2 separate regions of the Homo sapiens genome follow, and region 1 is linked to region 2. Evidence: chromatin contacts called from ENCODE Hi-C or POLR2A ChIA-PET data. All regions are on one chromosome and are shown on one strand. The core of a region is the stretch at or near the end of the contact, and the rest is flanking DNA. Distances in the headings are between cores, read along the strand shown. Region 1 has its middle 65 kb from the start of SOWAHC. Region 2 has its middle 30 kb from the start of SOWAHC.

What was found. Hi-C counts contacts between places; a loop is a spot of excess contacts on that map. ChIA-PET counts read pairs that join two places held with the same protein, here RNA polymerase II (POLR2A). Pooled maps may share reads with other maps.
Region 1: a loop to region 2 is called in a map of HepG2, with 3 times the contacts of the local background. The contact joins two enhancer-like sites. A Hi-C loop is called at or near these places in 4 of 168 maps with a recorded cell type or tissue (Caco-2, HepG2, mesothelial cell of epicardium and 1 more) and 1 of 50 pooled maps. POLR2A ChIA-PET finds 5 or more read pairs at or near these places in 4 of 52 experiments (BJ, HepG2 and PC-9).

Annotation. Positions count from the first base shown.
Region 1 is chr2:109,677,291-109,680,587 of GRCh38, reverse strand. It overlaps a transcript of RANBP2 not described here. Among named protein-coding and RNA genes, the nearest start is that of SOWAHC, 65 kb to the right of the region's middle. Within about 2 kb of position 1,672, at least 7 of the 41 ENCODE cell types and tissues checked have a DNase peak (open chromatin) inside an H3K27ac peak, as active enhancers do.
Region 2 is chr2:109,643,224-109,646,288 of GRCh38, reverse strand. It overlaps a transcript of RANBP2 not described here. Among named protein-coding and RNA genes, the nearest start is that of SOWAHC, 30 kb to the right of the region's middle. Within about 2 kb of position 1,533, at least 16 of the 41 ENCODE cell types and tissues checked have a DNase peak (open chromatin) inside an H3K27ac peak, as active enhancers do.

The sequences.
Region 1 (3,297 bases), core at 423-2,922, 34 kb before region 2:
ATGGGAAGTGCTGCTCAACACACATTTTTAACATTTTTGACAACCTTAAGAGATAACTACTATTACTTTCACTTTACACATGAGACACAGGGATGTTACATAACCTTTCCTGAGTTTCCAGCTTAATTATTTTTTCCCTCTCATTAAGCACACACAATTCTTTTATTTTATTTTATTTTATTATCTTTTTTTAAATTTTTTTTTTATTATTTTTTTTGAGACAGAGTCTCGCTCTGTTGCCTAGGCTGGAGTGCAGTGGCGTGATCTCTTGCAGTGGCGTGATCTTGGCTCACTGCAAGCTCCGCCTCCGGGGTTTACACCATTCTCCTGCCTCAGCCTCCCAAGTAGCTGGGACTACAGGTGCCCGCCACCATGCCCGGCTAATTTTTTTTTTTTTTTTGTATTTTTAGTAGAGACAGTTTCACCATGTTAGCCAGGATGGTCTCGATCTCCTGACCTCGTGATCTGCCTGCCTCAGCCTCCCAAAGTGCTGGGATTACAGGTGTGAGCCATCACACCCGGCCCTCTTTTATTTTATTTTTATTTTTATTTTTTCTCTCTAGGTTACCCAGCTTTAAACGAAACTGCCCGCTGTCTTTCACGAAGCATACAACACTTTTGACTGATTTCGTCTGCTCACAAGATGGGCAGGGTGGTCCACACTGGCGATTTGCCTCTTGTCTCAGGGTCAAACAGTGTCAGCCACTGATTTCTCCAGCTGGCTGGAAACTTATTCACAGTGATTCTCAAACTTGAATTGTGAGCTTTGTAAACTGTGTTAAGTACACATTCACATTCCAAGGCTCCAGCCTTTCCTCCCTTGCATTCTGTTTGAGTAGGTCAGGAATGGAGTTAGGACCCATTTGTAACAAGATGCCCTGGGAATTGCTATATAAGCAAGGATGGTCTGATTGAGGCAATGTGGGGTTTGGAAATTTCTACTCTAAGGAGTCTTGAAGCCAAGTAACCAGAGATTACTGCAGGCAGCTGGAAAAGGCAGCACTGAGGAGAGCCTTAGGGTCATGCCTCCTCATCTATCCTGGAGCCGGTGGGTGTAAATGCATTTAAGTTTTACTTTTTAAATACACACATATGCACAGAAATGTATGTGTGTACATGTTCAACTTTCATAGACAATGCCATATATGTACACACATACATACATAATATAGTGATCCACATTAGTCATGGATTCCACATTTGCAAATTCACCTACTCTCTAAAACGCATTTGTAACCCCAAAACTGAGTACTCATGGTGCTTCTGTGTTCATTTGCAGACATGTGCAAAGCTGTGAAAAATGTGAGTTGCCTGACATGCAGTTCCCTGCCACGGTCAAACAAGGCAAGGCTCTGCCTGTTGTTCTCTGCACACAGGGTCTTTTCTTGGTCTATTTAGTGCCACATTTTTTGCATTTTGTGCTTTTGGGTGGTGATTTTGCTGTTTAGTGTGGTCCCCAGGCAGAGTGCTGAAGAGCTAATTGTTCGTAAGTGCAGGAAGGCTGTGATGTGCCTTCCGGAGGAAACACACTTGTTAGAGAACCTTCATTCAAGCATGAGCTACAGTGTTGTCCAGTGTTCGAGGTGCCTTTATAGGACACAGCTACTGCCGGCTTCCCAGCCAGACTGAGAGCTCAGGGTGTGGGCAGCGCCTCCTTCCTGCATTCCTAGCTCCAGTGCTGTTCAGCTTCAGTGGAACCTGGTGAGCACCGCTCTCAGCAGGCTGAGCTTCCAAGGGCTCTACGGCCACATAGGGCCTTCTCTGTACCCACAGAGACTAGCAGGGAGCTCTTCTTCAGCCACTCGTGCAGCCTGGACACCCCACCGCCTGCGAACCTTCTCCCATGTGGAAGCTAGTAGTTACCAGAAGGAAAGGAAAAACAGTCACAGAGCATGCACTGCACATTCTTGGGCACAGTTCAGGGAAATTGGTCCCATTTATGACTCTTAAATTCATGTGTGCCTTTTTCAGTGCAAATATTTCAAGGAACTTAAGTATATACAAAGGTTCTCTGCATTACAGATGGGCAATGAATCCAAATGTTCTTTCTGGGCTAAGCTGGTTAGAAAAACATCAGCCACATTGAGAGAGCAACTCTGTCTTTGGTGACCAGCTGGGCTTTGCGATCCCTGGTAGGGCCAAGCCAGCATGCAGGAGGGGTGTGGGGAGCACCCCAGGCCCAGTGGGTAGCCAGCTACAGCTAAGCGAAGGGTCCCTGCAGGGAGCAGAAGGCAGGCTGTGAACTCTTGGCAATCCTCCTAATGTCCCTCTGATACACAGGTTAACCTGCTAACAACAAAGTAGTTCTTGGGTGTGAATATTGGGGATCCTCCGTATTTTTTGCTCTTGTGATCCTTTAAAAAATTATATAATCTGAGCTGAGACAGAAAGATCTTTCCTGCTTTTAGCTGAAATAGGTCAAAAAACTCTTGCTGTAAGAATTGCTTGGTGCTGTCCATTCTGAGTGATGGAACAGTGGGGAGGTGTTGCTATGCAACACTGCACATCCTTCCGAAGCCCATCATCTCCTAGCAACAGGCGGTGGGGTGCGACCCCCCTGCTGCGGGAGCCACCACGGGTGCACTGCCTGATGCCCATTTCAGTCCCCTCTGGTCACAGGCATTCACTCTTGCGACAGCTGGACTTCTTGAGCGCCTACAAATCCCCTTACCAGGAACCGGGGATACAGAAATCCAAAGTTGAGGTCTCTGCCTTCAGCGGGAGTCCAGCCTGGTTTAGAGTAAGACACAGAAACAAACAAAAAACTGTATCATCTCAACAGTTGACCTCAGAGTTCTTCCTCAGGAAGGCCTTGGCTTTATTTAGGAAAGATCTGGATAAACTTCTGGAGCACGACAATTTGGTTCACGAGGGCACAGCTGTTGTCAGAGACAGGGATTGGTGGTTGGAGTTACTGAAAGAGAGGGGAAGAGAAGGCAGGACGTGCACAGGTGGCCCAGCTGTGAGAAAGCCTGGCTGGAGGACCACTTTCAAGAGTGATATGGATTTTTAAGTGCTTTGCTTTTAAAAGTACCTCTGGCGACCCATACAGCTTCAGTAAACATTCTGTGGCTCCCAGCAGAATTCTGTTCACTGTTACCATGGAAGCAGTGATCAAAGAGAAGGGGCTCTGTTGGGTACATGCCAGGGCAGAGGTCAAGGAAAAGTCACGGATAGGGACAAAGAACAGCTTGACCAAGGCTGAAAATTGGCACAAAGGCGACCTTGAGAACACAAGCCCCCTGCCCCCAAGATTCAGAGAAACGTCGGGCAGGACACTGACTCCAGTCTGAGAAG
Region 2 (3,065 bases), core at 284-2,783:
GCCCCCTTACATTTTGCACCCGATGTGAGCGTCTCACACACCTGACCCTGGTCCTAGTCTGAAGCCAGTGCCACTTTCTGGGTGAAGTAGGTCTTGCCTTACGGATAAGGGACAGTCACCTGGGAGAAGACCAGAAATAAAATCAACTAACAGAACATAGCCTAGGGTGAGAGCATGGTAGATTGCCTCAGAAGGACCAAATGCCGGAGGAGGGAAGGTTGGGGACAGCATTCCGGCCCCAGCCGGTAGAGCTCAGCTGGTGTCAGGCTTCACGTTTCCTTTGACTTTAGCTCCCTTGAGTTCTCCCTGGTGTCTGTGAAGTTTTCATGAGCATTTCAGCCTTTTTTGGCTGCGTTGAGAGTTTTGTCTACACTCCGAGCATAGAGTTTGAAATGGGAATGGCGCACCCCTGAGAGCCAGTATGTGGGAGACAGCCATAATCAAATAATTACAATGAACACTCATGCTGGACTTACCGGGTATAGACACAGCTTCATCTATGTTCACAGATTCTAACCTCCAAGCAGCTCTAGGAGGTAGGCACTAGTAATAACTATTTTTGACTGATGAGGAAATTGAGGCAGAAAGAGGTTTGTCCACATATTTAAGTGAAGGGTCGGGAATTCCAGTCTAGACAGGCTGACTCTTGAGTCCAGGCAGGGGACCCTGAGCCTGTCGCACCTCTCAGGAATCCAAGCTTCAGACCATGTGGCAGCCTGAGCTTGCAGGTACAGCCAGGCTTGGTTTGTTTAGCACATCTCCCCGGAAAGCCTTCTTTCAGAAGCAAACTGAGGAGGACCCGCATTTACTTTTGTAAGGCGTAGTTTCGCTTACTAATGACAGCAACAATTGGCTTTACACAGAGAACAAAATCTCAGGCTGAAAGGGTGAATTTCAGGCATCTCTCATCAGGGATTTGGCCAGAAGGGGCTGGGTGCCCACTCTGTGCCAATTCTAAGACTCCTTGCTGTTCTAGATTAAGGTTGCTGAATTTACGTACTAAGTGGAGGGGTATTTGCAACCTCCCTTCACTCTGTAAGCTAATTTACATTTAAACCTTGGTTGCCTCTCGCTGGCAACTAAGGCTCCACAACAGCCGTCAAGGAATTAATTTCTGGGGCCCATGAAGGCGTGCCTGAGAAATAAAAGTGCTGTGGGAGAATTTTGCCAACAGGCTGAAGAGCAACCTTGCTGCCATGCACACAGACATTTAGGATCCCGCTGGCTTGTGAATCCTGGCATAGTTGCTGGGGGCCACACAGTCGGGAGGCAAACAAAGCTGCTCAGTTAGCACTGCAGTGCTTTTCCTGGGAGTGGGAACTCGCAGGAGCAAACCAACTAGGGAAACGTCCCTAAAGTAGACAGCTTCACCAGAGTGGTTATTGTTGACTTCCTCTTCTGGTTGTTTAAAGTGACAGGCCTTGGGGCTTAGGATCTTGTGATCTAGAAAGCAAATATTGACAAGCAGCCGGGGGGAGGCAGGGCAGAAAACAAGGTCCAGGTTTAGATGACAGCTCCGCTAAGAAAAGTGGAGGGCAGGCCGCAGGCTGACATTCCAGTCCCAGCGGCCTCATCCAGGCAGCCTTGCTGTGACTGCCCGGGAAAACAGTGTTTCACATGCCCTTGGGGATAAAGAGAACACAGGAGCCAGTTCACAGTTCTGAATGTGGTTACTACAAAAGCCCACTTTCTTTTCTATTCTTTTTTTCCCTTGGAGCTATTTTGCAGACAGTTTTTAAGCAATTTTTCTTTAGATTCTGAAAAACCCCAACTCTAACACAAACTACTTTTCTTTAACCATATTCTCTACCTTAGTGATCTGATAAGAGGCCATGGTTTTCAATACCATTGGAACCGCCCGAGGCATTCACCTCGCCAGCTGCCTAGACAGAGTAGATTCATCAACACAGGGAAATTGCAATAGTGAAAGAGAAATTCGTGCAGAGTCAGCTGTGCAGGAGACTGGAGTCTGATTTTTTTTTTGAGACGAGTCTCACTCTGTTGCCCAGGCTGGAGTGCAGTGGCGTGATGTCAGCTCACTGCAAACTCCACCTCCTGGGTTCAAGAGATTCTCCTGCCTCGGCCTCCGGAGTAGCTGGGACTACAGGCGTGCACCACCACGCCTGGCTAAGTTTTTAGTTTTTTTTTGTTTTTTTGTTTTTTTTTTTGAGACAGAGTCTCACTCTGTCGCCCAGGCTGGAGTGCAGTGGTGCGATCTCAGCTCACTGAAACCTCCGCCTCCTGGGTTCAAGCGACTCTCCTGCCTCAGCCTCCCGAGTAGCTGGGATTGCAGGCGCCTGCCACCATGCCCGGCTAATTTTTGTATTTTTAGTAGAGATGGGGTTTCACCATGTTGGTCATGCTGGTCTTGATCTCCTGACCTCGTGATCCGCCTGCCTAGGCCTCCCAAAGGGCTGGGATTACAGGTGTGAGCCACTGAGCCCAGCCCAGAGTTCTATTATTACTCAAATGAGTCTCCCCAAGCATTCAGGAAACAGGGTTTTTTGTTTGTTTGTTTGTTTTTGAGAGGGAGTCTCACTCTGTGGCCCAGGCTGGAGTGCAGAGGTGTGATCTCAGTTCACTGCAACCTCCACCTCCTGGGTTCCAGTGATTCTCCTGCCTCAGCCTCCCAAGTAGCTGGGACCACAGTCACGTGCCACCACGCCTGGCTAATTTTTTTTTTGTATTTTTAGTAGAGATGGGGTTTCACCACGTTGGCCAGGCTGGTCTGAAACTCCTGATCTCAGGTGATCTGCCAGCCTTGGCCTCCCAAAGTGCTGGGATTACAGGTGTGAGCCGCTGCGCCCAGCCTTTGGCAGGCTTCTTTACTGCAACCTGCTTTATCAGCAAGGTCTTTAAGACCTGTATCTTGTGCCGACCTCCTATGTCATCCTGTGACTTATAATGCTTAACCGTCTGGGAATAGAGCCCAGTAGGTTTCAGCCTCATTTTACTCAACCCCTATTCAAGATGGAGTTGCTCTGGTTCAAACGCCTCTGACAATTTGAACTGGAGTTTATGCTATGTTTATGGAACATTTATGTACTAGTACATGCTTTTCTAGC